Linked DNA regions of Homo sapiens: all the other regions are linked to region 4. Evidence: chromatin loops called from intact Hi-C (ENCODE). Cell type or tissue: B cell. All regions are shown on one strand.

Region 1 (8,000 bases), 720 kb before region 4:
TTGACCCAGTAGTTTTCTGGTGGGTTATAAAGTGACTTTTTTTATGCCGAGAACTATTGAAACAATTTATTTTTGTGTACAAATATGTATGTTTTGAATTAACTATAAATATTACGTTATAAAACTTTTTTATTTTTATTTTTATAAAACTTGTGTTTTTAAATTGGAAATTACACTCATTGAATTGTTTTACACATGCAGACACACAGACACACACACACACACAGCGAAACAAAATCCTGAGTGACAGCACCCTGTAACTAACTGTGGTGAGATTTGATTCAAGTTGACAGACTCTTCTGTTTTAGAGAGTAAATGCCTTTGGATTATAACTTACATGTCTTTCTCAGGAAACCAGAATGGGAGGTGGGTAACGAAATATTCTTTTTGGAAATGGAAGAATCTTAGAATAAAATATAAATTCAAATTGCCAATACTGGCTTGACGGTAAAGTGGCAAATCTCACCAAGACAGAGGATTGTGTGCATTACCCTGAGCTGCCACTCATTCATCAGGGGTTTACTGAGCATTTGTTATGTGCCTGGCCCTGTGCTAGGCCCCGGGGATGGCAGGATAAATCCAATGTGGCTTCTGCCTGTGAGGTTCTGTAAGTTTGTGGGGAAGAGGGATGTCTCAGCAGAAGCTTGTGAGACTGTAGAAGGGGTCTCAGGGACACTGGAGGTGCAAAAACTAGCTCTTCCTGGAGTGGGAGTAGGACTAGCTTCCCTGAAGCAGCTGCCCTGGTGCTGGGCCTTGGGAACAGATGGAGGAGCCGGTGTCCCCAGCCAGGACTCCGTAAAGGTGTGGCATTGCAGGAGGGCCTGGTCTGTTCTGAAGAGGGTAGGGTGAGACTGGAAAGCCAAACGGGCCAGATTGTGTGGAGGTTTTATCTCATGGGCAGCGTACCATTTGGCCCAGGAGTGCCATGCCTGGGGTTGTATTTTTAAAAATATAGTAACCATCTCCCCCTGCACTCTCATCTACCCTGCTGCGTATTCTTGGTGATACGTTCCAAGACCCCCAATGAATGCCTGAAACCACAGATGGTACTGAACCCTGTATATACTACACACGAATTTCACTTTTCTTCACAATTTCATGGGTAGAAGATTCGTTCTTACCGAAGATCTTAACATCCTTACCTCTTTTTTTTTCCTTATTGAGACTTTTGCCGTTTCACTTAAAGGAAGCATTTTTGGCTTCTCTTTGGCATATCTGAATTGCCAGCATCACTATCCTTACACTTTGGGGGCCCTTCTAATAAATAAAGGGTTACTTGAAGACAAGCACTGTGATACTGAGACAGTTGATCTGATAACTGCGTTGGCTACTAAGTAACAGGCTGGCAGCATCCACAGCATGGACACGCTGGACAAAGGGATGGCTCGCAGTTTTTGTAATGGCAAAAATTTCATCACACTACTCAGAGCGACATGTAGTTTAAAACTTACGACTTGTTTATTTCTGGAATTTTCCATTTAGTATTTTTGAACCGGAGTTGACCATGGATAACTGAAATTACAGAAAGTGAAACGTGGCTAACGGGGTGCTAGTCCCTCAGTCATCCCCAAGCCCTTCACCAACTCTGCCCTGTATTTCAGATCACCGAAGTGGCCTTGGAGTACAACAACTGTCATGGGGACCAGGTGGTGGAGCGTCTCCTTCAGCACCTGCGGCGGGTGGATGCTCCAGTGCTGGAGTCCCTGGCCCTGGAAGTGCCGGCACAGCTGCCAGACCCGCCAACGATCACAGCGTCCCCCTGCTGCAACACTGTGGTGCTGCCCCAGTGGCACTCCTTCTCCAGGACCCACAACGTCTGTGAACTCTGTGTCAACCAGACCTCCGGGGGCATGAAGCCGAGCTCGGTCAGCGTGCCACAGTGCAGCTTTTTTGAAATGGCAGCAGCTCTGGATTCTTTCTACCTCAAGGAGCAGACCTTTTATCATGTGGCATCAGACAGCATAGAATGCAGCAATTTTTTAACTTCCTATAGCCCCTTCAGCTACTACACTGCATGTTGCAGGACCATAAGCAGGGGTGTGTCAGGCTTCATCGACTCTGAACAAGGTGTCTTTGAAGCCCCTACTGTTGCATTTTCTTCCCTTGAGAAGAAATGTGAGGTTGATGCCCCAAGCTCCGTTCCTCACATTGAGGAGAACAGGTATCTCTTTCCAGAAGTGGACATGACTAGCACAAACTTCACAGGCCTGAGCTGCAGAACCAACAAGACTCTCAACATCTACCTTTTGGATTCAAATTTGTTTTGGTTATATGCAGAGAGACTGGGTGCTCCGAGCTCCACTCAGGTGAAAGAATTTGCGGCAATTGTTGACGTGAAAGAAGAATCTCATTACATCTTGGATCCAAAGCAAGCACTGATGAAGCTCACCCTAGGTACTGCAGGCAGTTTATTTCCCCAAGCATTGTACATTTTGCTTGACTTCATATGGGTAAATTTTATTGATGGCTCTCATTACATTTAGTTGTGGGGTGATGTCACCTTCGTAGCTCATTTTAAGTCTTTAGACCACCATCAGTCATAATTTTCAAAGAAGCTAATTTTGTCTATTAAATGGAACAGAAACTTCCTCACTCTGAATTTTGGATAAGTTTGTCATTTAGCCCATGGTGGGGGTAAGAGTCCCACTTTCTAAATTGGCGATTTCTGTCACATGTCTAAGGTAGAACCAGCTGCAGGCAGTGGGGACTTGGGGACTAGAACAGGCAGGGAGGTGGAGAGCTATTCTGGTGGGATGTCCTAGGGGCTGATGAAAGTGAGCCTTGACAGCAGCTTTGTTCTAAAGGAGCTTAAAGAGAAAGCAGTGGCCGGGCGCAGTGGCTCACGCCTGTAATCCCAGCACTTTGGGAGGCCGAGGCGGGTGGATCACGAGGTCAGGAGATCGAGACTATCCTGGCTAATGTGGTGAAACCCCGTCTCTACTAAAAATACAAAAAAAAAAAAAATTAGCCGGGCGCGTTGGCGGGCGCCTGTAGTCCCAGCTACTCGGGAGGCTGAGGCAGGAGAATGTCGTGAACCTGGGAGGCAGAGCTTGCAGTGAGCAGAGATCGCGCCCCTGCACTCCAGCCTGGGCGACAGAGCAAGACTCCGTCTCCAAAAAAAGAGAGCAGTGAAGAAGGAAGTAGAGCCGCCTTGCCTCCCTTTTTGTCTCATAGGCTTAAATGTCTAAGGATCAAGGCCACCAGACCTAATTTGTTCTGCTGCTGTTTCATAATGTACTGAGTAATATTGCTGGGACCTGGGGTACCTACACTGTAACAAGTGTAAAGTGCAAATAAATAAGTGTCAGTCGCAAACCAGCAAAACCCACTTTTTGAGGAGTAAGGCTCCATGATGAGAAAGCACCCAGAGCTTGCCCCTGGGACTTGGCAGCAACATTGGGCTGACCCACCCTGGCCTGTTCCCAGGAATTTGCTGATGCCCTTGACTACACACAATGAAGTGAGAATTCAAAAGCCACGTTAGTTCAGCCTCATTGGAAACGGGAGGGAGGGTCAGTGTATGCCGAATGGAGAAAGGAGGAATTTGGTAGGGAAGGAAACCTTTCATTTCAAGTTTTAAAGTATGAACTCAACAGTAGACTCAGAGCTTCTACATATGAGTCTTTTTAGCCATCCTCTTTCAAATCTAGGTGAAGCTTGTTTCTTACATTAGACACATTTGTGAAAAGGCTTTATGTAAATATTGATTTTTCTATATCAAGTTACATATTATAAATCCAAGAGTTCCTCACTGTGTAAAAGAACCCTGTGACCAGTCACTTTTTGAAGGGCATAAATCTGTCGATATTATAGATTACTCCCAATTCATGTTATCTAAAGTCATTTTGATGTGTTGAGCTTTCTTAAAATGAAACAAGCATTTTTTTTTTAAATGGGAAAGAGACTCCAGAGAAATGGGGTCAGTGTTCCTACAAGCATGTATTTTTGAGGTAGTCTGTATTAGATTTTCCTGAATTCCATTCAGTAATGCTCAAGTGTTTAATGACCTCATAATGTGTTCACTTTGAATTTAAGGGTAATTGAAAGAAGCCTTCTTTAGATTTCTTTCCATCTTCTGTATCTTCTCTGAAATGTTTAGCCTAGCTGTTCTTTGTCCTGCAGTTAGTGACAGAATTCTTAGGGAGCTTGTAAAAAACACCTACTGTGTGTCATTGTTGGTTTAGAGACTTAACTCATAAATCAGCTGTCTCTAGGCTAGTTTCAGAATTTAGGCTTTATTCAGATTAGGAAATAATTCTTGGTTTCATGTTTCAAAAACATAGCCAACTAAGTGTTTCTCAGATGCTGATCATGAATTCTCTTTAGTATTCACATGACATTCTTCACTTCCTCTTCCATTCTGCACGCTGCATTGCCCATTGCACCTCAAAATGGAGGGAGTTAGAAGAAAGAAAAAGAACTGAAACTTTAGCTGAGTGCAATGGTGGACGCCTGTAGTCCCAGCTACTCTGGAGGCTGAGGTAGGAGGATCGCTTGAGCCCAGGAGTTTAAGGCTACAGTGAGCTATGATTGCAGCACTGTACTCCAGCCTGGGCAACAGAGTGAGACCCTGTCTCTTTAAAAAAAAAAAAAAAAGTGAAATTCAAATTAGTATTGTTTCAGATGAAGCAAAGGACTCTGAAGATGGCAGAATTTGTGGTAAAACTGTTGGTTCAAATCAGGTTTTTGATTATTATGGGTTTTATGTATTTTTCCACTACATATAATTTTTTCTTAACCTTTAAAAAAAGAAACTTAAAGAACCTTAATAAAGGAAACAAAAAACTGTAGCTCCTTGTCCTCAAATTAATGAGCATTTAAACACATTCCACACTACTGTAGCTTGTGCAGTTGTCACATTTGTGGTTAAGCTTAAAGGTCTTAGTATTATAGGGTGAAATTTCTTGAAAAGATGGTGGCTTGTTGATGATTTATACAGTCTCACTTGGTGTCTATTTGTGGACCAGTCCTTTTAAAAAAAGAATAGTCTATGAATATTAGAGCATCTAACATTGCATAGTGTTTTGTTATCCACATTACTGTCTGCTGAGTTAATACTACCAGAGCTAAACCTGATGCCACCCGGGCAGCTTTGTTTGGGGTTTTGCTGATAGGTGAAATGTTAAAAATGTGAGCCTATGAAGTCATTTGAGTTTTTAAAATGTGGAGTTTAAAAGTAGGCCAGCTATTCTCTTTGTATCTAGAGGAGAGTTGATCTCATTTTCTCTTTATTTTTAGAGTCTTTTATTCAAAACTTCAGCGTTCTCTATAGTCCCTTGAAAAGGCATCTCATTGGAAGTGGCTCTGCCCAGTTCCCGTCTCAGCATTTAATCACTGAAGTGACAACTGATACCTTTTGGGAAGTAGTCCTTCAAAAACAGGTATGGAGTCATGAGAGGCAAAAGTTAAGCCATCTGTCCCTCTTAAAATAATTTCCAAACTACAGTTGTTGGGGTGAGCAGCTGTTTTTGATGTATAGAAGAGTAACCACGTGATGGCCCAATTATGGACCGTGAATGAATTACATGTGGTTTTTAAATTTCAGAAAAGTGCTCCAGAAAGCACAGTATTGGAAAGACCTAAAGATGAAAATTTTCACTGTAATATTTGCATAGGTAGCATTTTTCGGGTGCTTGCTGGATTCTAAGCAATGAGGAAAGAAATGAAGAAGAGCCCATTTCCCGGTGCAAGTAACATCTGTCTTCCCTTTCCCACAGGACGTTCTCCTGCTCTATTACGCTCCGTGGTGCGGCTTCTGTCCATCCCTCAATCACATCTTCATCCAGCTAGCTCGGAACCTGCCCATGGACACATTCACTGTGGCAAGGTAAGCAGGCCTCTTCTGCAGCGCTTTGGGCTGTATGCCCATTTTCACTCTTATTTGCAGCTTAGCCATATGGTGTGTGAGGGTCTGCCCATTTTCCATTAACCTTTGGTAGGACTTGGCTGAATTTAATTGTCAGGTTGAAGCCATGAGCAAAGCCTCTTTGAAACTGAACTTTTCCTCATGAATTCTGAGTGTTCCTTCCATGATGTTGATGTTTAGCCCTGACTAGATTCGTAGGTGGCTGAGTGCAGTTCTGTGGGGAGAGCACTGACCTGGTTGCCAGGATGGCCCCGTGGAATACCATGGGACAGTTGCCCCAGGCAATGCCAGTGGGTCCTGGGATCCCAAGCAGATCTCTCCACCAGCCCTGGTTTATCTCATTTGTGAAATTAAAAGGAAAGACCAATAGATATCCACATTCTGGTATTGTGATTCCATGGGTACTGTATGTGCGCTTTTGAGTAAACAAAATTTTTAAAAATATTTTTTGGGAAAAGAAGGCTCAAATACAGAGTCTTTAGATGGGGTAGTAAGCAGTTTTGGGTGAGGAAAACTGTTCACATTTAACCCCCCACCTCCCCCAAAACCCTACAGATAGATAAGAGTTAAATATAAAAAAATCAAAACAAAAAATAGGATTTGCTGATTCCTCTGGGAGATGGAAACTTTCCAAAGTGGAAGCAGTTGGAAAAATAAAGAGAGAAAAATGGACAGATTCCACTAGAAATACGTGCAGTGAAAACAGGGAAAGCAGACAAAAAGGGGGACCATTAATATATTTTCCAGTGTCTCTGTGTCACCTGTTATATGCACTGTAAGTAATAATTAGAATCAAATCTGAGGAGTTACTATGTTGGGAGAGTTTTTGATATACATATTACCTGACTGAGTCCTTGCGACGCTTAGTGAAGGCACTCTAGTTAAAAAAAGAAAGTGCTATTTGTGTTGAGGAGGAAACTGAGACATAGAAAGATTCGACAAGTTGCCCAGAGTTTCAAGCTGCAAATGAGGGGCCAGGATTAAATCAGGCATTCATACTCCAGCCTCCCCGGAAATTAAAATGGTTTAGAAGATGGCTGAGACCGATTCCATTCTGAACAAAGGATGTGAGCAGGTTTTTCTTTTAAGAGGAGAGAGTAAATAAACAAGTGGGGAAATTATAACCTAATAAATGTAAATTAAAACAGTAACAAAGTATCATTTAACATATTAAAGTAATCAGTGGTTTTAAGTGACAGAATCTTGTGTTGATAAAATAAAATGGAAACTGCAGTCAGATGTATCTAATGGAATGAGTACATTGCCATAACTCTTTTGGAAAGCATTTTGGCAACATTTACAAGAAATCAACAAAAACAGTTAACACATTTTTGACCCAGTTAATTTTACTTTGGAGAAGTAATGGAATAGGAATTCCGAAGAAGCATGAGCTCATCATTATAGCATTGTTTACATCCACCAGGAGATGAATGTTTAAGTAAATTATGGCTGGGCATTTAATGGAATTTTTATCCTTCAACAGTGCTTTTCATACAGTTAATGGAAAAGAACAGAGTATGAAATATATGACAACTCTTCTTAAAAATATGTAAGGATATAGGCGAGGTGCAGTGGCTCATGCCTGTAATCCCAGCATGTTGGGAGGCCGAGGTGGGCGGATCACCTGAGGCCAGGAGTTCGAGACCAGCCTGGCCAACATAGTGAAAACCTGTCTCTACTAAAAATAAAAAATTAGCCAAGTGTGGCGGCACGTGCCTGTAGTCCCAACTACTCAGGAGGCTGAGGCAGGAGAATCACTTGAATCCAGCAGCCGGAGGTTACAGGGAGCTGAGATTGCACCACTGCATTCCAGCCTGGGCGACAGAGCAAGACTGTGTCTCAGAAAAAAAAAAGTAAGCATATAGACCAAGCCTGCAGCCTGCATAAGAAAGGGGGGCCTTATTTAGCCCAATGGAATTCTGAGTGGATTTTTACAATGTTTTAATTTTATAGTTTGCTTTCTTTGAAGTAAGAATCAAGTGAGAAAAAGCATTTAATTATGGAATATAGTGTTCACTCCCACTTGTTTAGAAAGGAACACTAATGTTTTAGGTAGGCTGGCACAGGTGAGGCAGGAGTGCTGTTTTGTTAGTAAACTTTTGGTAAATGGTTTTCATTTGGTTATGCCTTTTGT
Region 2 (8,000 bases), 850 kb before region 4:
GCCGATGCCATCCTTGTGTGTGTGTGTGTGTGTGTGTGTGTGTGTCGTTTTTTTGTTTTGTTTTGTTTTGTTTTTTGAGACAGAGTCTCACTCTGTAGCCCAGGCTGGAGTGCAGTGGTGCAATCTCAGCTTACTTCAGGCTCTGCCTCTTGGGTTCAAGGGATTCTCTTGCCTCAGCCTCCTGAGTAGCTGGGATTACAGGTGTGAGCCCCCACACCAGGCTAATGTTTGGATTTGTAGTAGAGACAAGGTTTTGCCTTGTTGTCCAGGCTGGTCTCAAACTCCTGACCTCAGGTAATCTGCCTGCCTTTGCCTCCCAAAGTGCTGGGATTACAGGCGTGAGCCGTCATCTCTTGCCCGGTAACATCCTTTATAATAAACCAGTAAATGTGTTTCCCTGGGTTCTCTAAGCTGCATTAGCAATTAAATGAACCCAAAGAGAGGGTTGTGGGAACACCAAGTTGAAACAAGTCAGAAGTTCTGGAGGCTCAGATTTGTGACTGGTGGGAAGGGAGAGGGCTGCTTGGTGGGAGTGAGCCCTCAGTTGTGGGGCCTGATGCTGTATCAGTGAGGTAGATACTGTCAGAATTGAGGCTGGGCGTGGTGCCTCATGCCTGTAATCCCAGCACTTTGGGAGGCCAAGGCAGGTAGATTGCTTGAGTTCAGGAGTTCGAGACTAGCCTGGTTAACATGGCAAAAGCCTGTCTCTATAAAAAATACAAAAACAGGCCAGGTGCTGTGGCTCACGCCTGTAATCCAGCACTTTGGGAGGCCGAGGCGGGCAGATCACTTGCGCTCAGGAGTTTCAGACCAGCCTGGCCAACATGGTGAAACCCTGTCTCTACTAAAAATACAAAAATTATCAAAGCATGGCGGTGTGTCCCTGTAGTCCCAGCTACTCAGAAGGCAGAGGCAAGAAAATAGCTTGAACCTGGGATGTGGAGGCTGCAGTGAACCTAGACCGCGCCATTGCACTCCAGCCTGGGTGACAGAACAAGACTCCGTCTCAAAAAAAGAAAAACAAAACAAAACAAACAAAAACAGCCAGGCATGATAGCACTTGCCTGTGGTCCAGCTACTTGGAAAGCTGAGGTGGGTGGATCACTTTGAGTCTGAGAGGTTGAGATTGAGCCACTGCACTCCAGCCTGTGCAACAGAGCTAGACCTTGTTTAAAAGGAAAAAAAAAAATGCCGGGTGCAGTGGCTCATGCCTGTAATCCCAGAACTTTGGGAGGCCAAGGAGGGTGGATCACGTGAGGTCAGAAGTTCAAGACCAGCCTGGACAACATGGTGAAACCCTGTCTCTACTAAAAATACAACAATTACCCGGGCATGGTAGCAGGCACCTGTAATCCCAGCTATTCAGGAGGCTGAGGCAGGAGAATCACTTCAACCCGGGAGGCGGATGTTGCAGTGAGCCGAGATCACACCATGGCACTCCAGCCTGGGCTACAGAGACTCTGTGTCCCCCCAACCAAAAAAAAAAAAAAAAGTCGGAGGACACCCAGCAGATGTCTGATGTAGAATTGATTGGTTGCTTGGTGTGTGGGGAGAAATCCCTACACATTTGGTTACAGAAGTCTTCTGTGTCATTGTTGTCGTGGTGTTTTTCCCTTCAGTGACCACGCTGTCCAAAGTGATCTACAGATTCATTTCAATCCCTATCAAAATACCAATGACATTTTCAGAGATAGAAAAAAAAATCCTAAAATTCATGTGGAACCAAAGTGAGCCCAAATATCCAAAGTAATCCTGAGCAAAAGAAGAAAGCTAGGCCGGGCACGGTGGCTCACGCCTGTAATCCCAACACTTTGGGAGGCTGAGGCGAGTGGATCGCCTGAGGTCAGGGCTTTGAGACCAGTCTGGCCAACATGACGAAACCCCGTCTCTACTAAAAATACTAAAATTAGCTGGGCGTGGTGGCAGGAGCCTGTAATCCCAGCTATTCGGGAGGCTGAGGCAGGAGAATCACTTGAACCTGGGAGGCAGAGGTTGCAATGAGCCAAGGTCGCACCATTGCACTCCAGCCTGGATGACAAGAACGAGACTTCGTCTCAAAAAAAAAAAAAAAGAAGAAAATGGCTGGATGCAGCGGCTCATGCCTGTAATCCCAGCACTCTGGAGGGCCGAAGCAGATGGATCACCTGAGGTCAGTAGTTCAAGACCAGCCTGACCAACATTGAGAAACCCCATTTCTACTAAAAATACAAAATTAGCTGGGCGTGGCAGCACATGCCTGTAATCCCAGCTACTTGGGAGACTGAGGCAGGAGAATTGCTTGAATCTGGAAGGCGGAAGTTGTGGTGAGCCGAGATTGCACCATTGCACTCCACCCTGAGCAACAAGAGTGAAACTCTCTCTCTCTCACACACACACACACAGACACACACACACACACACACAAAGCTAGAGGCCTCATGTGGTCACTCACACCAGTAATCCCAGCATTTTGGGAGTCCATGGTGGCTAGATCACTTGAGGTCAGGAGTTCGAGACCTGCCTGGCAAAACCTCATCTCTACAAAAAAAAGTACAAGAAATCAGTTGGGGGCTGGGTGTGGTGGCTCACGCTTGTAATCCCAGCACTTTAGGAGGCCAAGGCCGGTGGATCTCCTGAAGTCAGGGGTTTGAGACCAGCCTGGCCAACATGACAAAACCCTGTCTCTACTAAAAATACAAAAAAAAAATTAGCCAGGTGTGGCATGTCTGTAGTCCCAGATACTCAGGAGGCTGAAGCAGGAGAACTGCTTGAACCTGGGAGGCAGAGATTGCAGCGAGCCGTGATCACGCCACTGCACTCCAGACTCCAGCCTGGGTGACAGAGTGAGACGCTGTCTCAAAAAAAAAAAAAAAATTGGGTGTTGCGTTGTGTCCCTGTAGTTCCATCCACCCAGGAGGCTGAGGTGGGAGGATCATTCGAGCTGTGAGCTGGGAGGTCGAGGCTGCAGTGAGTCATGATGGCACCACTCTAGCCTGGGCAACAAGATTTGTTTCAACAAAACTGTAAGTTGTAGAATGCTGAGATTCATTTTGCTTTATTACAAAACTAAGAATTTCTAGTTGGTTGTTGAATTTAATATTATTTAACCACCAAAGAAAGAGATTCTTGTTGGCCTGATACATCTTCCTTGATATGTCAAAGTGTTTTTGTCACAAAGGAGAGCAGGTATAACTGTGAAAACTGCATTACATCTATAGACTGTACCAATGTCACTTTCTTGGTTTTGATATTTAATACGTTAACATTGGGGGAGGCTGAGAGAAGGGTCCGTGGAACTTCCCTATACATTTCTTGGGACCCTCTGATGAATCTATAATCATCTCAAAATGAAAAGTTAAACACATTTTAGTTTCACAAAACTATGTAAATGAAACAGAATACCCAATGTTGATTTTTGTAATTGTGTTACATTTGAAAGGGAACGCAAAATGTGATTGTAATGATAAGAACTAGCCACAAGTTGTCACTAGTGGTCTATCATAGCCCTCTGAAACTCACAACACCCACCCCCCCGCCACGCCCCCCGCCACCCTCAAAACGAGAATTGTTTTGATGAAGAAAGGACGTGACTTTTTTTTTTTTTTTTTTTTTTTTTTTGAGACAGAGTCTCACTCTGTTGCCCAGGCTGGAGTGCAGTGCCACGATCTCGGCTCACTGCAACCTCTGTCTCCCAGGTTCAAGTGATCCTCCAGCCTCAGCCCCCGAGTAGCTGGATTACTGGTACATGCCACAACGCCCGACTGATTTTTTTATTTTCAGTAGAGATGGGATTTCGCCATGTTGGCCAGGCTGGTCTCAAACTCCTGACCTCAGGTGATCCACCCATCTCGGCCTCCCAAAGTGCTGGGATTACAGGCATGAGGCACCACGCCTGGCTGGATGTGGCTATTTTTAAACTGCCATATTTAACCATTGCTGTTTTTCTGTTTGGAAGCACTGTAAAATCCCAATATCGTATTCTTTTTTTTTTTTTTTTGAGATGGAGTCTTGCTCTGTCACCGAGGCTGGAGTGCAGTGGCGCGATGCAACCTCTGCCACCCAGGTTCAAGTGATTCTCCTGCCTCAGCCTCCCGAGTAGCTGGGATTACAGGTGCCTGCCACTACACCCGGCTAATTTTTGTAGTTTTAGTAGGGACGGAGTTTCACCATGTTGGTCAGGCTGGTCTTGAACTCCTGTCCTCAAGCAATCTACCTGCCTCGGCCTCCTAAAGTGCTGAGATTACAAGCATTAGTCACCGCGCCCTGTTTATCTTATTCTTTTATAGGTGAAAATACAGAAACCATAAGAAAGGGAATAGGGTTTTTTTGTTGTCGTTTTTGAGACAAGAGTCTCCCTCTATCGCCCAGGCTGCGGTGCAGTGGCGCGATCTCGGCTCACTGCAAGCTCCGCCTCCCGGGTACACGCCATTCTCCTGCCTCAGCCTCCCGAGTAGCTGGGACTACAGGTGCTCACCACCACGCCCAGCTGATTTTTTTGTATTTTTTTTAATAGAGGCGGGGTTTCACCGTGTTAGCCAGGATGGTCTCAATCTCCTGACCTCGTGATCCACCAGTCTCAGCCTCCCAAACTGCTGGGATTACAGGTGTGAGCCACTGCACCTGGCCGCAGGAATAGGGTTTAAAGGTGGCAAATTAGACATTCTCTAGAGGAACGTCACTTCTCAAAGTGTGGCTCCTGGAGCAGCAGCACTGGCAGGGCCTAACAATTTGTAAGAAGTGCAAAACCTCAGGCCTCACCCTAAACCTACCAAATTAGATTCTTCTTCTTTTATATTTTTGAGGTGGAGTCGCACTCTGTTACCCAGGCCAGAGTGCAGTGCGGTGATTTTGGCTCAATGCAACCTCTGCCTCCTAGGTTCAAGTGATTCTCCTGCCTCAGCCTCCCAAGTAGCTGGGATTACAGGTGTGGGCCACCACGCCCGGCTAACTTCTGTATTTTTAGTAGATACGGGGTTTTATCATGATGGCCAGGCTGGTCTCGAACTCCTGACCTCAGGTGATCCACCTGCCTTGGCGTAATCCCAGTGCAGGGATTACAGGTGTGAGCCACCATGACCAGCCAGATTCTTCACCTTTTTGGTGTGTGTGTGTATGTGTGTGTGTGAGATGGTGTCTTGCTCTTGTCGCCCAGGCTGGAGCACAATGGCACAATCTCGGCTCACTACAACCTCTGCCTCCCAGGTTCAAGCACTTCTCCTGCCTCAGCCTCCCAAGTAGCTGGGATTACAGGCGCCAGCCACCACGCCCGGCTGATTTTTATATTTTTAGTAGAGATGGGGTTTCACCATGTTGGCCAGGCTGGTCTCGAACTCCTGACGTCAGGTGATCTGTCTGCCTCGGCCTCCCAAAGTACTGGGATTACAGGCATGAGCCACTGCACCCAGCCCTGAATTTGATTCTTCTTCTTTTTTTTTTTTTGAGACGGAGTCTCACTCTGTTGCCCAGGCTGGAGTGCAGTGACGTGATCTCCGCTCACTGCAAACTCCGCCTCCCGGGTTCACGCTGTTCTCCTGCCTCAGCCTCCCGACTAGCTGGGACAACAGGCACCCACCACCACACCCGGCTAATTTTTTGTATTTTTTAGTAGAGATGGGGTTTCACCCTGTTAGCTAGGATGGTCTTGATCTCCTGACCTCGTGATCCACCCGCCTTGGCCTCCCAAAGTGCTGGGATTACAGGAGTGAGCCACTGCGCCTGGCCACCACATGGACATCTTTGAGGATCATCTTTCAATACCCCTTAGTCTCTGTGTTGTAGAACAGCAGCTATCAAGGAGCATTGTTCTTTTTTTTTTTTTTTTTTTTTTTTTTTTTTGATCCAGAGTCTGGCTGTGTTGCCCAGGCTGGAGTGCAGTGGCCAATCTCAGCTCACTGCAACCTCTGCCTCCTGGGTTCAAGTGATTCTCCTCCCTCAGCCTCCCGTGTAGCTGAGGTTACAGGTGCATGCCACTACACCTGGGTAATTTTTGTATTTTTGGTAGAGATGGGGTTACACCGTGTTGGCCAGGTTGGTCTCGAACTCCTGGCCTCAAGTGATCTGCCCACCCTGGCCTCCCAAAGTGCTGGGATTACAGGTGTGAGCCACCGTGCCTGGCCTTAACATAACTGTTTACAACAAAACTGTATAACCTGCCCGTCCTGCCTGGATGATTGATTCAGGATGCTTATGTTGATGCAGGAGAATGGGGTCTGGAGGCAGGGAACCTAAAAACTTCCTAGAACTAGGCCGAGTGCAGTGGCTCACACCTGTAATCCCAGCACGTTGGGATGCCGGGGCCGGTGGATCACCTGAGATCAGGAGTTCGAGGCCACCCTGGCCAACATGGTGAAATTCTATCTCTATTAAAAATAGAAAAATTAGCTTGGTGTGGTGGTGAGCACCTGTAATCCCAGCTACTTGGGAGGCTGAGGCAGGAAAATCGCTTGAACCTGGGAGGCAGAGGTTGCAGTGAGCCAAGATCCTACCACTGCACTACAGCCTGGGCAACAAAGTGAGACTCTGTTTTAATAAATAAACAAACAAACATACATACTTCCTAGAACTCAATAAAAGGGAAAAACCCCAATTAACTGTCTTTTTTTTTTTCTAGATGGAGTTCAGTGGCCTGATCTTGGCTCACTGCAACTTCCGCCTCCCGGGTTCAAGCAATTCTCCTGCCTCAGCCTCCCAAGTAGCTGGGATTACAGGCACCCCCCACCATGCTAGGCTAATTTTTGTATTTTTAGTAGAGACGGAGTTTCACTATGTTGGCCAAAGGTCCGCCCACCTCCGCCTCCGAAAGTGTTTGGATTACAGGCATGAGCCCTCCCCGCTCTCCCACCTCCAGGCCAAAACCCCAACTTTCTATGCCCAACTAAATAACTTTGTAACTTCACTTCAGCTATGGCAGGAAACATCCTCTTCATTTCCATGGGGTGTATGCCAAGTAAATAACTTTGTAACTTCACTTACCCTCTTCATTTACATAGGGCATACCAATGGGAAACCTCTGAAGGGTATTTAAACCCCAGAAAATTCTGTAACCAGCATTGTTGAGTCACTTCCTCTAACCTGCTCCCTACTCTGTGGAGTGTACTTTCGTTTCAATAAATCTGTGCTTTTCTTTCATTGCTTTGTGCGTTTCGTCCAATTCTTTTTTCAAAACGTCAAGAACCTGGACACCCTCCACCCGTAACAGTGTGACACAGTTCTGGCCAGAGTCAGGTCCAGGTTTTACGGAAGTATTTGTAAGAGCAAGGCTTTGTGGGAGTTGCTGAGAAAAGACCACCTAAGCCTGGAACTGCTGGCAGTTACGTTGCCGCAAGGGGTGAGTCTGCCTGAGAATGGAAAGCAGAACTGACAGAAGGAGAGAGAGTGCCTGAGTTTCTGATGATACTGACACGAACCTTACCTGGACAATTAAGTTCTATGAGCTCATAAATTTCCTTTCTTCCCCTTAGCCTTGTTTAATTAGGGTTCACTACTTAACAGTCTCTTACAACTAAAAAATTCTTTTTTTTTTTTTTTTTCAGATGGAGTCTCGCTCTGTTGCCCAGGCTGGAGTACAGTGGTACAATCTCAGCTCACCGCCAACCTCTGCTTTCCGGGTTCCACTGATTCTCCTACCTCAGCCTCCCTGGTAGCTGGGATTACAGGCGCCCACCACCAAGCCTGGCTAATTTTTTGTATTTTTAGTAGAGACAGTGTTTCACCATGTCAGCTAGGCTGGTCTTGAACTCCTGACCTCAGATGATCCACCTGCCTTGGCCTCCCAAAGTGCTGGGATTACAGGCGTGAGCCACCGCACCCAGCCAAAAAATTCTTGACATATGCACTCATAACACCTTGAAAGAAAATACCAGTGAAGTGCTTGAAAGGGAACTGGTCCCCAAAGGGTATTTGAATCACTAAGACTTGGGCAAGATTTGACTGCTTAGATTTGATATATGATATTCTAGTTCTAGGCCCGGGCGCAGTGGCTCACGCCTGTAATCCCAGCACTTTGGGAGGCCGAGACAGGC
Region 3 (8,000 bases), 130 kb before region 4:
CCCAGTGGAGGGGTGGGAAAGGCTCTTGAACGAAGGAGTTGAAAAGTTACTCCCACACACAGCACTTGGGCGAGAATGTGCAGGCAACTGGAAAGGCTGAAGCTCACACACAGCGTCTTGGGAGAGATCCAGGGTTCCTCGAAGGGAGGCCCATTGGCAGCCTGGGGCACCCGGTACTGGGACAAAGTGCAGATTTTAGGACTCCAGCCCCACCAGGCTGGTTCTCAGGGTGCAGGGCCCTGGAGGGTCTATGGACAAGTGGTTTGGAGACTTGTCAGATCCCAAATACCATTATGGATGGCCACACTAACGCCCTCACGCTCAGCTCTTAGGAAGCCACAGCTGGGACCCCACGTCTCCTTACTGAAGAGGCTGACAGTTCTTGAAGGTGGAGGGGACTCAGCAGCAACACTAAACAGGCTGGGATGCAAATACCTGGTAGCAGTTTAGAAGAAAAGGCTACCTGCCACTTGGTCCCCTGTCCCTTTCTGCATCCTCGGCGTGCACAGGCACGCATTCTCAGTACACAGGCTCACATGGCCGTTCCTTGGAGATGGGGCTGAGCAGGATCTGACTTCTGTGTCTCCATCTTCTGGCTTTTCTGTTGAGGGGTGGGCACTGAGAACTCATTGTTTGCCACCATGCTAGTGCGTGCTGCAGAGGCCTCGGTTAATCCCTAGAGCGGTGGCTCCCAAACTCTACTGCATGTAGGATCACCTGGGATCACTGAAAACAGATGCTGGCTCCTGCCCCCAGACAGTCTGATTTAATTGGTGTGGGGTGTGACCTGGGCACCGGGCGCCTTAAAGCTCTCCAAGTGATTCTACCACACAGCCAAGTCTACATACCACTTGGCCTTGTGGCATCACTTGTGGGAGGCAGACCTCCCTACACCTGTCGCCCGTGGGCCAGCTGAGGAGACAAACCTGCCCAAGGTCATACCCTGAGCCAACACTGAAGTTGGTGGAGTCTGATCATAGGTTTGTGCTCCTGCTATTATAATGCAAGGAACTCACAGCCCATGGATAATTGAAAAACAAAGCAAAGCACAAAATCCTTTTCCTCATCACACTCTCAGACACTGGGGCAAGACGTTTCAGGCCATTCATAAAACAGACGTAAACCAATGGGGCCAAAAAGCTGCTGGATTTTTCACACACAGGGAAAGCTCACTGAAAAAACACCAGTAAATACGGAGGCTGTAATGCAACCCCAGGACTGATGGATTGCTCATAACATCCCCGGGAGTTAATTAGAACAGCCCTGAACTCAGTTCTGTGTCGGTGCTCCTTGCCATTAATGATTCAGGTAAAGAAGGAAGTAAAATAATAGGGCAGGGAAGGAAATTAATTGAACTAAGCTTTTTAAAAATATTTCTGATGCATCAAATTCTAATGAAAGATTAACACACACAATGGAAATATTAAAAGGCACTTACAGAGGCCCCCAAAACACAGAGAAAGAAACCTGTCAAGGGCGAGGGAGCTGATTAAATCTTTCAGATAAGAAAATTGGTAAGGGATGTGAGGCATTTACTCACAGTTGTGAATTTTCATCAGGAAAACAGCCCCTGGTTACTCACCCAGCTGCTCACACTGGGACAGCCTTCCTGGAGGGCAACTTGGCAATTGGCAAAGAAGTCTTTCAGCTGGGCATGTCCTTTAACCTGTTCTAGAATTTTAGGTTACCGCCGTTCTCATGGTTGGGTGTAGAGATTCAGCTACAGGGAAGTTCAAACTTGGGGTGGGGAGGACTTAAAAAGGGAAAAATTCACAGATACTGGGAAACTAAATCTTGGCAGGCCCTCATGGTGGCATGTTATACAGTCAGTTTTTTAAAAATGCTGTTAAAATGGTGGTTCCTAAACTTTAGTCATTTCCTGACCATCCTAAGGATTTTTTCCTAGTTGTACCACCTGTACCGTTTATGTGATGTTTTCTTTAGATTATGTCCCTCCCTTTGTATTGAAATTTATAAGGAAAATTTCATTTACATCAACGCAAAATCAGCATCATCTTTCATAGAAGACATGATTACGTACATGGACAAAATATTCCTACATTTGCCAACCAAGAATTGCCTCAGGCACCACCTCTGGAAAAGTCTTGATGAGACACACAGCTTGGTGATGCAGGGACAAGGCACCCCCATAAGGCCTGGAGTGAAAAATTAAGGTTATCGAACAGCGTGCACAGGGTGACCTCATTTTTGTAAAATGAACTCATGTGGTTATCTTTGGGGTATGGTATGGTTACAAGTGTTTTTTAAATGCTTGTTTCTCTTAATTTTCTACAGTGAATAGATAATACTTTTATAATCAGGAAATAAATTTAGAAAACTTTCAATGGTCTGTATTCCTCCCGTGGGTCTCTGTGTGCTTCTTGGGACACAGGTCTGGAAGAAAACATACCCACTGTGACTGTGGTTATCCAGGGAAGTGGGATGAGGAGGGTGGACATTACTTAGTTTTTATTTTATTTTACTTTTTGAGACAGGGTCTCACTCTGTCACCCAGGATGGAGTGCGGTGATGCCATCACAGCTCACTATAGGCTTGACTTCCCGGACTCAAATGATCCTCCCACCTCAGCCTCCTGAGCAGCTGGGACTATAGATGAATACCACAACACCCAGCTACATAAAATTTTTTTTTTTTAGAGATGGGGTCTTGCTATGTTGCCCAGTCTGGTCTCCAACTCCTGGGCTCAAGTGATCCCCCACAACCCTCGCCTCAGCCTCCCAAAGTAACTGGGATTACATGCGTGAGCCATGGTATCTGGCCTTAGTTTTGTTTTCTTACAAAGACAAGGTATTTGCACAGTATTTGTGTAATTAAAAGGTAATGGCTGGGTGTGATGGTGTGCACCTGCAGTCCTAGCTACTTGGGAGGCTGAAGTGGGAAGACTGCTTGAACCCAGGAGTTTGAGTCCATTAACTTCCAAAGTGAAGGTCTCCTTTGGTGCCAATCTTACGCTACAGCTACGCTTCTAGCTCCCTTTTTTTTTTTTTTTTTTTTCTTTTTGAGACAGAGTTTTGCTATGTCACCCAGGGTGGAGTGCAGCGGTACGATCTCGGCTCATAGCAACCTCTGCCTCCTGGGTTCAAGTGATTCTCTTGCCTCAGGCTCCCAGGTAGCTGGGATTACAGGAGCCTGCCACCACGCCCAGCTAATTTTTGTATTTTTAGTAGAGATGGGGTTTTACCATGTTGGCCAGGCTGGTTTCGAACTCCTGATCTCAGGTGATCTGCCTGCCTCGGCCTCCCAAAGTGTTGGGATTACAGGCGTGAGCCATCGTGCCCGGCTGTAGCTCCTGTCTTACTCAACTGTCCAGAGCACTGTGGCAAACCCTCAGCTATGCTGACTGCCTGGACTCTGTTCCTGGAGTGGTCATTCCCAACACACAGACCAGAGCTGGCCCGTGGAGAGAATGTCAGGACTGATCAAGGTGAAAATGGGGAGGTGGGGGGAGCCCTGCACCCAGAGTCAGAACATGATGTGCCAGGCTGCTATGAGGGCCTTTCCAGCCGTGACCCCTGCACAGCCTTTTTTCTTTTTCATCTTCTCTTTCCTTTCTTTCTTCTCTCTGGTTCTTGCTCTAAAAGCACGACCTAGAAAAGGCAGGCTTTCCACGTTCCATAACATTACCGCCCACTTTTTCCTGCTATTTACATCAAAGATCCCAAGCTCACACATTTGAAACAGAATGTCATTTAAAAGACTACCCACTTAAAAAAAAAAAGAAAAAAAAAGATTAGCAACTGTTCAAATAAGAAACAAGTCATGGAAAATGTGACTTTCATTCTAGTTCTGCTTGATCACACCTGCTAAGAAGAAAGTAGAAACTTCAAACGCATCACAGGTACTGAGGGAGCCCAGAGCTGCAAAAGGTTAAGTGCTTTATCGGGGATCATCCAGTAGTAGGAAACTTTTTCCATTATGTGCTTAAAGGCCCACAGCCCCTTTAAATAGCCCCCTGCTACCTCATAATAACGATAACTTGATTCATTCTACAGGCTTTATTGATTTAAATGTGATTCACGTAAAATTCATGGCAACCATGCAAACCTAATTTTTCACATTTGAGCTACATTAGAAACTACACGGCAGAGGCAGGAGGGAAATGAGAGAAGGCATATTCGGGCAGTGGGGCCAAGGCAGGCATGCAGGGCCCCACAGGAAAAAAGGGAGAGATTTTTCTAAAGAACTCAGATGCAAAAAGAGACACACAAGGTCAGTTCTTAAGAAAGGAGCTTGCCTGATGTGGCCTGGAAAAAGTTGTAGGGGGGGAGGTGGTGCCTGTAAATGCTTCAAACTTCAGAGGCAAGGCCTTGTGTGGCTCTCAGCTGCCCCTCCTCTGAGCAGCTGGAGCCAAGAGGGCCCGTTAAGCCACAAGAGCACTTCTGCCTCCTCCCACAAACCTCACATCTGTAGATGAAGCCGGCTCTGGCTTCCAGAAGGTTTACTGCAATCACACCTTAGGGCTGGAAACTTATCAGGCTCGGCCTGCCCAGGACAGGCGCAGAGCTTCTGAGTCAAGCCTCTGGAACCCCTGACTCATGTTACCCTTCAGTTTCCCCTTTGAGCCCCTGGAGCCTTCATCTTTGGTCACCTGAAGGTGACACAGCAAGGTGGTTCATTAGGACAGCCACAGGCTGGGAAGGGGCCCTGTACAAAAGAGGAAGTACTCTGGAGGAAAGGTTGAGACCAGGGCATGATTTAGAGGAATGGGGTCAGTCCTGCTTCCTAATGCCACAGTTACAAAAGAAGGCAGAAATTAACCACCATGGCTTCTACAAGCACATGATAGGACCTGCCTGTCGTCCAAAGACCCTCGTCACCCCTCCACCCCAACAGGCTAGGAAGCCTGTGGGTCCTCCCTTCTAACCAAGCCTGCCCCATCCCTGAACGCACCGTGGCTTGGGTCACTGTCCTCTCACCTGGGGTGAATGAGAGAGGCATGTTTCACCAGCTGCCGCCTCCATTCTTGCTACCTCATCCCTGCTAACTGTGCCATGGAAGTGGGCTTCCTGGAGCTGCTCCCAGCCCACTTTCCTGTCCTTCAGCAGGGCCCCTTCTCTGCACTGCCACACCCTCATATCCTGGCTCGCCTTCTACCTCCTCTTGCTCAGTCTTGTACACGCCCTGCCCTCTTCCACCTGTGCTGTGCCCAGGGTGCATCTGCCCACCCTCGGCGCCTGGCTGATATTTACTTCTTCAAAAATACGCCCACTTTGCTTTAAGACAGATTCATTTGGTGACTCCTCAGTGCCAGGCGGTATAGATATGAAGAGAAAGGTGACCAGTCACTGCCCACCTTCCAACCCTTGAGTCCGGGCAGAATCACTGAAGTGTCCAGCAGGGCATGCTCCCGGCCTGTACACTGGAAGCCTGTTTGTTCCTTTGCCTGAGTGCCACAGGAAGTGTCAGCTAGGGTTTAGGAGGCCTTGAAGCACTTTTTGAGTCCTAGACTCATACTCACTGGGACGAGTATGGCCACGGTAACCGCACTGGCTGAGGAAAAGTGGCTTTGTTCTCCAAATGTCCCAACTCCAGGGCCCAGGCTCACTGTGAGGGATGGCAGGGAAGGGCCACTCCAGTGAAGCCTACTGCCCTTCTCTCTCTCACTCTGCTGTGCTGAGCAGGTCTAGCTGAATTCATAAGAGATGAGGGTGCACACCATGTGATGCCCCAAAAGCACCATGAGAAGGGGGTGCAAAGGCTGTAGGAGCCAGCAGGGAAGTGGAGGTGGTGGGGGGTACAGGAGGAGGAGATCCCTGAGATGGGTCTGGACAGATTGCCCAGGTAAGGATGCTCCTCATCCCAGCTCCTCCCTGCTCCATGGGGGCCTCGACACTGGGGTAGGGGGAGCTTCCTGCCTCCTGGCCTGTCTCCCACTAGACTGGGGACAGTCATGATGATGAGGATAACGACAGTCACCATGCATTGGGGATTCTATTATGGATCAAACGCTTGTTAGTATATTTAATTGTCACGACCACCGTGTTTTATAGAAGAGGAAACCGAGGCCCACAGAGTTTCAGAAGCTCGGCCGAAGTCATACAGCTCATAGACGACAGACCCAGTCCTCAAACCCTGATAGATTCTGACTCCAGAGCACCTACTCTCACCATTGTGCCACGAACAAAAGGAAGGAAGGAACCAAAAGTTTTGGGGACAGGAACTGAAATCAGTTATGTTCAAATCTGTATTTGCAAAAACGTTCAAGGAAATGCTGGAAATGCCTGCAAGCCAGGGATTGGTTTAAGCATGGGCTTTTTTGTGTTTGTGTGTGTTTTTGTTTTTGAGACAGAGCCAGGCTGGAGTGCAGTGGTATGATCTTGGCTCACGGGAACCTCCCGGGAGGCTGTGATCCTCCCGCCTCAGCCTCCCAAGTAGCTGGGACTACAGGCTCCCACCACCACACCTGGCATGTGTGTGTGTGTGTGTGTGTGTGTGTGTGTGTGTGTGTGTTTGTTTTTGTTTGTTTTTTGAGACAGGTCTTACTCTATCGCCCAGACTGGAGTGCAGTGGTGTGATCTTGGCTCACTTCAGTCTTGACCTGCTGGGCTCAAGCGATCCTCCCACCTCAGCTTCCCAAGCAGCTTGGACTACAGGTGCATACCACCACACGTGGCTAGTTTTTCGTTTTTGTAGAGATGGAGTTTTGCCATGTTGCCCAGGCTGGTCTCGAACTCCTGACCTCAAGTGATCTGTCCACCTGCCTCCCAAAGTGCTGGATAAATTACAGGCGTGAGCCACTGTGCTTGGCCTAAGTGTGTTTTTAAGGAGCTTGTTTTCTGTCGATAATGGAGGGCTTCTGCACACTGAGTCCAAGCAGACCCTACAGTGAGAGAGGGCAGCCGACGGGGAAGCCTTCTGAGGAAGCAAACCCATGGCAGTCCCAGGGTGTCAGAACACCCCTGCTGAGTACCTGTTACTTAAGCACACCTTTCCTGCAAAGAAAAGTGGGGTAACTTACGAGGGGGAGCTCAGGCATCAAGTTCAGCTACCCGTGGGTTACCAGAAAGCCTAGCAGATCATCTGCAGCCTGAGTCATGGAACTTGAGCTTACACCTATCAGAGGCCTGCTGTGTTTCAGGCATCGTGCTCAAAGCTTTCCTGACAATTTTCCTCATTTTTCAGATGAAGGAAACCTGAGGCTCAGGTTAAGCCATGTGCTGAGGTCACCTGGTTGGCAAGCAGCAGAGGTAGCTTGAATGCTGGCGGTCAGACTCTGCGGAGTACCCATTTACCCACTAACTCTACCCATCTCCGAGCCAGCGCCCTTCCCTGTGCAGTGCCAGCCCCTCAGGACAGCCCTGCAGAGGTGGGGGAGGCCTGAGACTCAGTAGGTGCAGAAGGCTGCCAGGGCACACAGCCCCACCCGCCCTACGAGGTGAATCACAGCCTTCAGAGCATGCTCTTGCCTCTACCTGCTGCCTCTCAGGCGCCACTGGGGCCAGACCCGGGGGCATCCACCACAAAGTAAGGCTTCTTCATCAAGTGGCCGATACTGAATAGGCCTGTGAGCTTTTACTGAAAGCCACACACAACTTCCCTTTTACCCTTTGAAATAAGTGATATCATTTTCAACACCAGTTATCCATCTCCTGTGTCTTTTAATAGAAGCAGCTCATGGTGTGAGTTGGGGGAGATATAAACACAGGAGGGAAAACTGCTTACCTCACGTCTTTATGGAGAAAGGAGATTAGGCGCTTTAAAGGCAAAATCCTGGCTAGGCTTGGTGGCTCACGCCTGTAATCCCAACACCTTGGGAGGCCAAGGTGGGCGGGGTGCTTGAGCCCAGAAGTTTAAGACTAGCCTGGGCAACGTAGTGAGACCTCATCTCAAAAAATTAAAATAGGCTGGGCACCGTGGCTCATGCCTGTAATCCCAGCACTTTGGGAGGCTGAGGTGGGTGGATTACTTGAGGTCAGGAGTTCAAGACGAGCCTGGCCAACAAGGCAAGAAACCCTCTCTCTACTAAAAATACCAAAAAA
Region 4 (8,000 bases):
TAGCAACATGATTGCATAAAGGTCCCTTCCTGCTGAATCCCTACTACATGCCGGCCACTAGGCTGAGTGCTTTACATGACCATTAACCATCACATGATCCTGCTCATTCTTCCCATTTTGCAGATGAGCAAAAACATCTCGGAGATGTTAACTTACCCGTGCACAGAGACAGTCACAGAGAAGGGATTCAAACTTAGGTCTGATGTCAGAGTTTGTCATGCATTATGGGGGCCCAACAATGAAAACTGGGTGATGAGGGCCCAAGGGCACTGGGGTCAACTGAAGAGCAACCCCATTCCCCAGCTCCCAGCGCCTGGCCCTGCAGAAATGCAGGCCAGTATGGTGAGGGCTTTCAACAGTGAAGAGAGGCAAAACCAGATTCCAACACTGCATCTCCTGATCCTGACATGTTTGCCACTGAAATCAACTAGCTTTTAAAGCTGTGCTGGCCGGCAAAAACATGTCTACTAGCCAGCTGCAGCCTATGGCCTGCAGTTTGATATCTCAGTGTTGGGCCCTTGCCAGGCATATTTCCCTCTGTGTTCTTACCAGCCACCCTGCAAGGCAGGCACTGCTGTCCCATCGCCTGTCCTTTGGAATGTTGTGTGAGTGCTGCACCAGCTCACCTGCCCGGCCCCCAGGACAGCTAAAGGCAGAACACGATTCACACCTGCTGGGGGCATGGTTTGGAGCCTCGCTACTCAGAGTCTTGTCCTCAGATGGGGAGCACAGCAACCCCGGAGCTTGTCAGACCTGTAGGATCTTGGGCCCCGGCCCTGCGCCACGGAGTCAGAATCTCCAGGGGTGGGCCCAGCACTCTGCATGTGAGAAGTGTGCAGGGCTCCCCATGCGTGCTAGTGTTTGGGAAGCTCTGGGTTTAATCGTGGACTTGGACTGGCCTGCTTGTGTCCACATCTCGCCCCTGCCACTTCCTAGCTGTGCTGTGACCTTGGGCAAACTGCTGACCCTCCCCACGCCCCAGTTTCATGAAGCCAAAACTTCCTCATGAAGTAGTGGTAAGAGTTAATGGAGAAAATGCACAGAAAGCACTCAGGACAGTAGTAGTAGTCACTGATTCACTGGCTGTGTGAATGGACAGCATGGGCCGCAATGCAAGCACTCGATAATGTTAACTGCCATTCTTCTTATTATTATTACTATTATTCGGAGATTCAAAATCTCAGCTTTAGCCAGGTGTGATGGTGTGCACCTGTGGTCCCAGCTTGAGGCCAGGAGTTCAAGGCTGCAGTGAGCCATGATCGTATCACTGGAGACTAGCCTAGGCGACAGGGTGAGACCTGTCTCTAAAAACAAAACAAACAAAGAAAATCTCTACCATATTCCAGGACTGAAAACAGTTGCTCTTGGGTGAAGAGGAAATAAACCATTAAGTTATTTGGAGCCGTCGAGGTACCTAACTGAGGTCGATCAAAGTCAAACTCAACAGTCTGTTGGGAATCATCAAAAACACCACAAAGAGGAATCTGGGAGCCCGGGATCGTGATGGAAGCCACAGTGTGGGCCTGTGGCGTGGTCCTCCTTGGAAGTCAGTTCTCCGGGAAAGCCACTGCATTCAGAAAAGCCACTGTGCACTCTGAGCAGGCATGGCAGACAGGCTGTGCGGTTTGTAGTCTTAGAAGAGCAGTTTTCAAAATCGCCTGCTCATAACACTACTGAGGCAGTGCTTGGGGATCCCTCCAAGCAAGGAGTCAATGGGTCTAAGGCAGAATCTTAGGAATCTTAATGTTTTTAAAGATGGGGTTATGTATATCACAAATCCTAAGTGGACAGCTTGACATATGTGGAAATATACACACACATATATGTATGATATGGTTTGGCTATGTCCCCAACTAAGTCTCATCTTGAATTGTAGTTCCCATAATCCCCACGTGTTGTGGGAGGGATCAGGTGGAGATAATTGAATCATGGGGGTGGTTTCCCCCATCCTGTTCTCGTGATAGTGAGTTCTCACGAGATGTGATGGTTTTGTAAGGGGCTTCCCCCTTTGCTGAGCACTCATTCTTCTCCTTGCTGTTGCCATGTGAAGAAGGATGTGTTTGCTTCACCTTCTGCCATGATTGTAAGTTTCCTGAGGCCTCCCCAGCAGTGCTGAGCTGTAAGTCAATGAAACCTCTTTCCCTTATAAAGTACCCAGCCTCGGGTATATCTACGTATAAAACACATAGATACATAACCCTAAGTGCCCAGCATGATGAATTTTTACATATACACACGGTGTAAGCACCATCCAGATCCCAAATCTGACATTCCCAGCTCTCCAGAAGACTTCCTCATGCCCCTGCCCAGTCAGTACCCGCTACCCCAATGCAACCCTTATTCTGCTTCTAGCACATCAGACTCGTTTTGCCTGTCCATGAACCTTATCTAATGGAAGCAGACAGTACGCACACTTCCTATGTCTGGCCTCTTTCGCTTATTACCACATCTGAGGGCTTTCCAGGTTGCTGTGTATGCAATGGTAGTAGTTCATTCCTTCTTTCCTTTTCCTTTTTCTTTTCTTTTTTGCTATATAGTAGTACATTCTCTGAATAGTCCACAGTTTATTTATCCACCTGGAGTCTAACATGGGTATCGTGTCACCCAGGTGATTCTGATACCCAGAGCACTTCTTTTTCTTTCTGTGTCATTCTGGCTCTTGCTGGGGGAGAAGTAGGGAGGGGTAATGGGCTGGCAGGATAAGGAGCTGTTGGGGTGTCTTACTGAGCCCTGCTGTGACTGGCTAGTGGCTTCCAGACCACCAGCAGCACAGACACCATACTGGGAGCTTCAGATGTGCAACTGTGAGTCTCTCAGCTGTACCCTGGAGCTGGAACAGCGACAGGCTCCCTCCACTCCCCAGCAGGGACTTTTCCAGGGCCTCCAAGAGATGACTCTGTGGGTGGTGGGGGGCCACCATAGGACAGTTGGAGGTGCCTCTATTATCAGGCTGGGATTTTTCTACTACCCCCTCACTGTGTGGCTGACTTTCTGTGGTATCCTTTTCTAATAAACCCGGGAGCCTGTACGTAATCTCAGTCTCTCGGGACTCTGTCACTTAGGTCACTAACCCCAACAGGCAACAGGTGCATTTGTGAAATGGTAGCTTGTAATAGTGAAAAGCTGGAAACCACCTAAATGCCCGTGGTCAGGTTAAATAGATTATAGCACAACAAGCTGCCACTCCTAAACCAAACCAGGCAGGGTTACAGAACGGGACAATGAGATCTAGGATACACTGGGAAGGTGGGAAAAAGAAAAGCAAACAGCAGAATGGCTGGTGCACAATGGATCGTTAGGGTTGAATTCTGCAGAAACTTGACTTTACATTTTTCTAACATTTGGCTTTTCGTTATTTAACAATGAGGACATTTTTTCTTCTGTGATTAGAAAACAAAAATAAAAGCAAAGGTCTTCTATCCTCCTCACCCCTTACAAATCCAAGTTCTGTAAACGTGCAATGATTTCTACCCTTTTTGCAGGGCTTATAAAAGCACTGTGGTGAAGGGGCTATAAAGCCAGGGGCATCTGCCTGGGTTTCCCACAGCAGGGCACCCTTTTCGGTGCCAGGACAAGAAAAGCCACGCATACTGCATGATCTCAATTACAGGGAGAATCTAAGACAGTCAAATTCATAGAAGCAGAGAGTCAAAGGGTGGTTACCAGGGACTGGGGAGGAGGGAAATGGGGAGACGCTGATCAAAGGGTACGACGCACGATGAGTAAGTTCCGGAGCTCTCATGTACAGCACAGTGACTACAGGTCATCCTACTGTGTTACAGACTTGAAATCTGCTAACAGATCTACTGCATATTTTCATCACCCAAGGTGCACACACAACCCCCACCCACACACACGCACAAAAGTGAGGTGATGGATATGTTAATTCACTTGATTGCCGTGATTATTTCACAATGTACACATTTTTTTGTGTATATGTATATATTAAATCAAGTTGTACACATTAAATATATACAATTTTTAAAAGCCACATAATTCAGAGAAACACTCTAAAAGCCGTAAGTTTTGATCGCCCCACCCCCATCTCAATCCAGTCACCCCGTGCCTAGCTGGACTTTGAGAGGCTTCCCAGGGCAGGGACACTGAGGGTGATGTTGCCTTAAAGGATAAAACCGACACCATGGCCATGTCCTATCTGCCAGACCCTGTGCCTCGCTCTGAACACCTGCTCTCACGCTCACGCCCAGCCACTCTATGCTGCAGCCACTGTGCTCTCCTCTTGACAGATGCACAAACAGCAGCTCGGAGCCTTCACTGTCCAGGCACGTGCAGGGAGCCAGTGTGGGGCAGAACTGGGCCTGGGACCTGGTTCAGTCTGAGTCAAGGGCCTGTGCCACTGAGCTGGATCTTCCCCTCAGAGCTTTTAGAAACCGCAGTCATTTCACATCCAGTGAAACAGGCGCTGGTAACAAGGGAAACCATTTAGGGAGACAGGAGTCGGCCCACATTTGTCAACTTGCGGTCACCGGGAAGCATAAGGCGTCTCTGAGGCAGCAGCACCACCTAGCGGCGGCTGCGAGAGCCATCACTCAGCAGCCCTTTCACCTCTCCCTCTTGGCCAGAGGAATGCCACCATCTCTACCTCTTTCTGCCCACTGCAGACTTTTTTCAGACCTGTCCTGGGGACTTAGAGCCTGCCTCTGATATAGACATTTGGCCACTTGTCCCCCACTTCTGGCGGGCAGGGCCCGGGCTTGGTGAAGTCACCTTGGAATAACAAAGCTAGCAGTCTAGCGTGGAGGATTAGGAACCAAACCAGGGTTTCTCAGCCTCGGCACTGGGGACAATTTGGGCTGGGTAATTCCCTGTTGTGGGGGGCCTGTCCTTAGCAGCACCCCTACCCTCTACCCACTAGATGTCAGCAGCACCCCCAAGAATGTTTTTAGATGATGCCAAATGTCCCCTCACTGAAGACCACTGAGCTAATCGCCTGGGATGAAACCCCTTCTCTATTCTGGCTTTGCTAGAGCTGGCGCCTGGGTGTTAAAATGAAAGCACTGATGGCACCTGCCTCTCAGGGGTGGTTATTACGGATGACGAAACTGAGGCTTAGTGAGGGCAGGTAAGAAGTTCGGAGTCACACACTCACTAGCTGGGTGGAGGGACTGAAGCAGGAGGGTTGGTACCAATGCACACACCCTTGCCTGCCCTCTGGCAGAGATCTTCCTTGTCTTACTTCTTCCAGTGCTTATTCCATTGGCTGATGATTCAGCGACCCCAACTCTTTAATAGCAAGTCATAAAGAAGAACTGCAAACACCCCCAGCATCATCAGCAGAGGGGAACCCTCTGATAGTACCCACCACACAGAAACAAACACAGGCTTAGGGACTGAACTATGTCTCCCTCAGGTTCCTACATTGAAGCTCTAACCCCCATTGTGGCTGTATTTGAAGACAGGGCCTTTGGCGAGGTAATTAAGGTTAATGAGGTCATAAGGGTGGGGGTTCTCATCCAATAGGACTGGCGTCCCCATAGAAGGAGGAAGAGACACCAGCTAGCACTCTCTCAATTTCTCTCCACTCACACACAGATGAAAGGCCATGCACAGCAAGAGGGTGGCCGTCTGCAAGCCAGGAAGAGAGCCCTCACTAGAAACCAACCCTGCTGGCAACTTGATCTTGAACTTTTTTTTTTGTTGTTGTTGGAGACAAGGTCTTGCTCTGTCACCCAGGCTGGAGTGCAGTGGCACAATCACGGCTCACTGCAACCTCGACTTCCTTGACAAACAATCTTCCTGCCTCAGCCTCCTGAGTAGCTGGGACTACATGTGCACACCACCACACCCAGCTAATTTTTGTGGTTTTTTGTAGAGACGGGGTTTCACCTTGTTGTCCAGGCTGTTCTCAAACTCCTGAGCTCAAGTGATCTGCCCACCTTGGCCTCCTAAGTGCTGGGGTTACAGGGATGAGATACCATGCCTGGCCAATCTTGGACTTCAATGCTCCAGAACAGTGAGAAAACAAATCTCTATTGTTTAACCCACTCAGTCTATGGTATTTTGTTAGGATAGCCTGAGCCGACGAATAGTAAGCGCAGACACAGAAAACCACGCCCAACTTCACCCTGCTACATGCACAGCAGCACAGAGGCAAATACCAAGGAATGTCCTTACAAAGTGAGGTCTCGTGACTGATGTTCTCAAAGAGGATGTTCAAGGTCTGCAGCAGCTGAACGCACACGTAACGGCCCGACTTTTGCCGCAAGATGTTCAAGAAGAAAACAAACATATTCTTCTCCAGGAAGAAGCTGGGGAGAGAATGGAAAAGCATCAGTGGCTTGCTTCCACATGTGGAAACAGAAATTATTATCTGGTTTCATTCACAACACAAGTATTAGATTCACCCCTCTCCCCCAAGGTATCTGCACAGGTCATGCCACCCATTGTCACCCGCCACAACTGGAATTCCCAGCAAAGGAATAAGATATAATTATGAGTATTAAATGAGTTTTAGATCTGGGCACAGTGGCTCATGCCTGCAATCCCAGTACTTTGGGAGGCTGAGGCAGGATGATCGCTTGAGGCCAGTTCAAGACCCAGCCTGGGCAAAATAACAAGACCCCTACCTCTACAGAGAAGAAAAAAAAAATTAGGCGGTGGTGCATGCCTGAAGTGCCAGCTACTCAGGAGGCTAAGGTGGGAGGACCGCTTGAGCCCAGGAGTTCAAGGCTGCAGTGAGATATGATCAGGCCACTGCACTCCAGCCTGGGTGACAGAGCCAAAAAAAAAAAAAAGAAAAAAAAGAAAAAAAAGTTCCCAAAAAGCTTTAGCCCTACGGTTTTCTTCCCCTTAACTGCCAGTTTAATCATGAGAAAAGTGAGACAAACCCATTTTGGGGGACATTCCACAGAAGACCTGGCCAGCATTTCTCAAAACTTTCAGGGTCGTAAAAACAACAGAAGACTAAAAAAGAGTCACGGAACAGAGGAGGCTGGGGAGATATGACAACCAAATGTACTGTGGCTCCCAAATTGTCAAGTTCTAGGGGAAAATAACTAGAAAGAAATACACAGGTACTGATGTGGTGGAGAAACCCTACTAACCCATCCCCAGGTCTGTTTCTGCCTTTCTCCTTGTGGATAGGATACTTGTCTGTACACAGCCTAGCGGCACTGGCTTCTGGGGGTACACGTTGGCTCTTTCAGTCTTGAAAAGGAAACAGACCATCCAGTGCCTTTCTCTAAAGGAAGAGAATGACGTTTCTAGTTATGTGTTCTCTGTACTCAAGCTAACACCAGATAATCTTGCATCTGGGACACTTGGAAGAAATGAGGTGTGCCTGCGGGCTGACTCAGTTGTGGGTGCCTCTCTGTCCTCGTCTGGCATCTCCACAGTGGTGAGGTCATGGGCCTGGAACTTACTCAGTGCTGCCTGATTCTGTCTGAATCCATGAACGGATAAATGAAAAAATTTAAATGGCCTAAAAAAGACCCTTACAATCTTCTCCAACTCGGAGGCCCATCTGCCTGTAAATGCCATTCATGTTGACCTCCAGAGTATTTCTGTCATTTGGCCTATTTTTGTCTACCTTCAGTTCAAGCTGCATAAATCAGTGACTCCTAAGGGCCACCAGCAAACTCACTGCCGCACTGTGACCAACTTGGGAACTTGTTAAAATGCCTGTACCTAGATCTTGCCCCGGGGATTGACAGGGTAGGTCTAGCATAAAATCCATGAACCTAGATTTTTTAAAACTCCATAGGGGAGTGGGCAATTCATTGGGAAAAAAGGGTGATTGTAGGACTGGAGCATTTTACAGTACCAGGAAGTAAGAAGTGCTCAAAAAACAAAAGGAAGAGAGCATATCGAGGGGATACAAGAACCAGCCTGAAAGAGCTCCTAATAGCCAAGGCTGAAACAACTTGAGCAATAAAATAACAACATACTGAATTATAGCCCAAAGTATAAATAAATATCCACGAGTCCATATTAATATAAGCAAATGACTGCATAAATGAGAGAGAAGAGATGAATCTTCC

The links. A loop is a pair of places that touch in the nucleus more often than their neighbours do. Peaks named below come from ENCODE experiments on the same cell type or tissue, not always from the same donor. Only the 100,000 strongest peaks of a DNase experiment are listed, where the experiment ranks them.
Region 1: a loop joins it to region 4, with 4 times the contacts of the local background. A loop is called at or near these places in 2 of 110 quality-filtered maps.
Region 2: it touches region 4 in a loop (7-fold over the local background); 7 of 110 quality-filtered maps call a loop at or near these places.
Region 3: it touches region 4 in a loop (5-fold over the local background); 24 of 110 quality-filtered maps call a loop at or near these places.

Annotation. Positions count from the first base shown.
Region 1 is chr16:11,685,684-11,693,683 of GRCh38, reverse strand. TXNDC11 (thioredoxin domain containing 11) reads left to right here. Exons shown (of 12, transcript NM_015914.7): 8 at 1,602-2,394; 9 at 5,239-5,381; 10 at 5,718-5,827. Among named protein-coding and RNA genes, the nearest start is that of SNN, 21 kb to the right of the region's middle. In B cell, no CTCF peak of the experiment used is centred here; DNase peaks (open chromatin) are centred at 3,463 and 4,373; H3K4me3 peaks cover 1,466 bases; H3K27ac peaks cover 4,530 bases.
Region 2 is chr16:11,809,354-11,817,353 of GRCh38, reverse strand. No RefSeq gene overlaps it. Among named protein-coding and RNA genes, the nearest start is that of BCAR4, 15 kb to the left of the region's middle. In B cell, a CTCF peak has its summit at 3,438; DNase peaks (open chromatin) are centred at 3,473 and 7,173; H3K4me3 peaks cover 1,112 bases; H3K27ac peaks cover 1,269 bases.
Region 3 is chr16:11,090,833-11,098,832 of GRCh38, reverse strand. The region is part of intron 19 of CLEC16A (C-type lectin domain containing 16A); the gene reads right to left. Among named protein-coding and RNA genes, the nearest start is that of CLEC16A, 150 kb to the right of the region's middle. RefSeq lists enhancers at 3,911-3,960, 7,332-7,421. In B cell, no CTCF peak of the experiment used is centred here; DNase peaks (open chromatin) are centred at 3,853, 4,412 and 5,171; H3K27ac peaks cover 1,312 bases.
Region 4 is chr16:10,960,724-10,968,723 of GRCh38, reverse strand. CLEC16A (C-type lectin domain containing 16A) reads right to left here. Exons shown (of 24, transcript NM_015226.3): 3 at 6,136-6,269. Among named protein-coding and RNA genes, the nearest start is that of CLEC16A, 20 kb to the right of the region's middle. RefSeq lists an enhancer at 3,128-3,207. In B cell, CTCF peaks have their summits at 4,295 and 4,500 (motif pointing left); DNase peaks (open chromatin) are centred at 1,973, 3,043, 3,673, 4,513 and 1 weaker place; H3K27ac peaks cover 909 bases.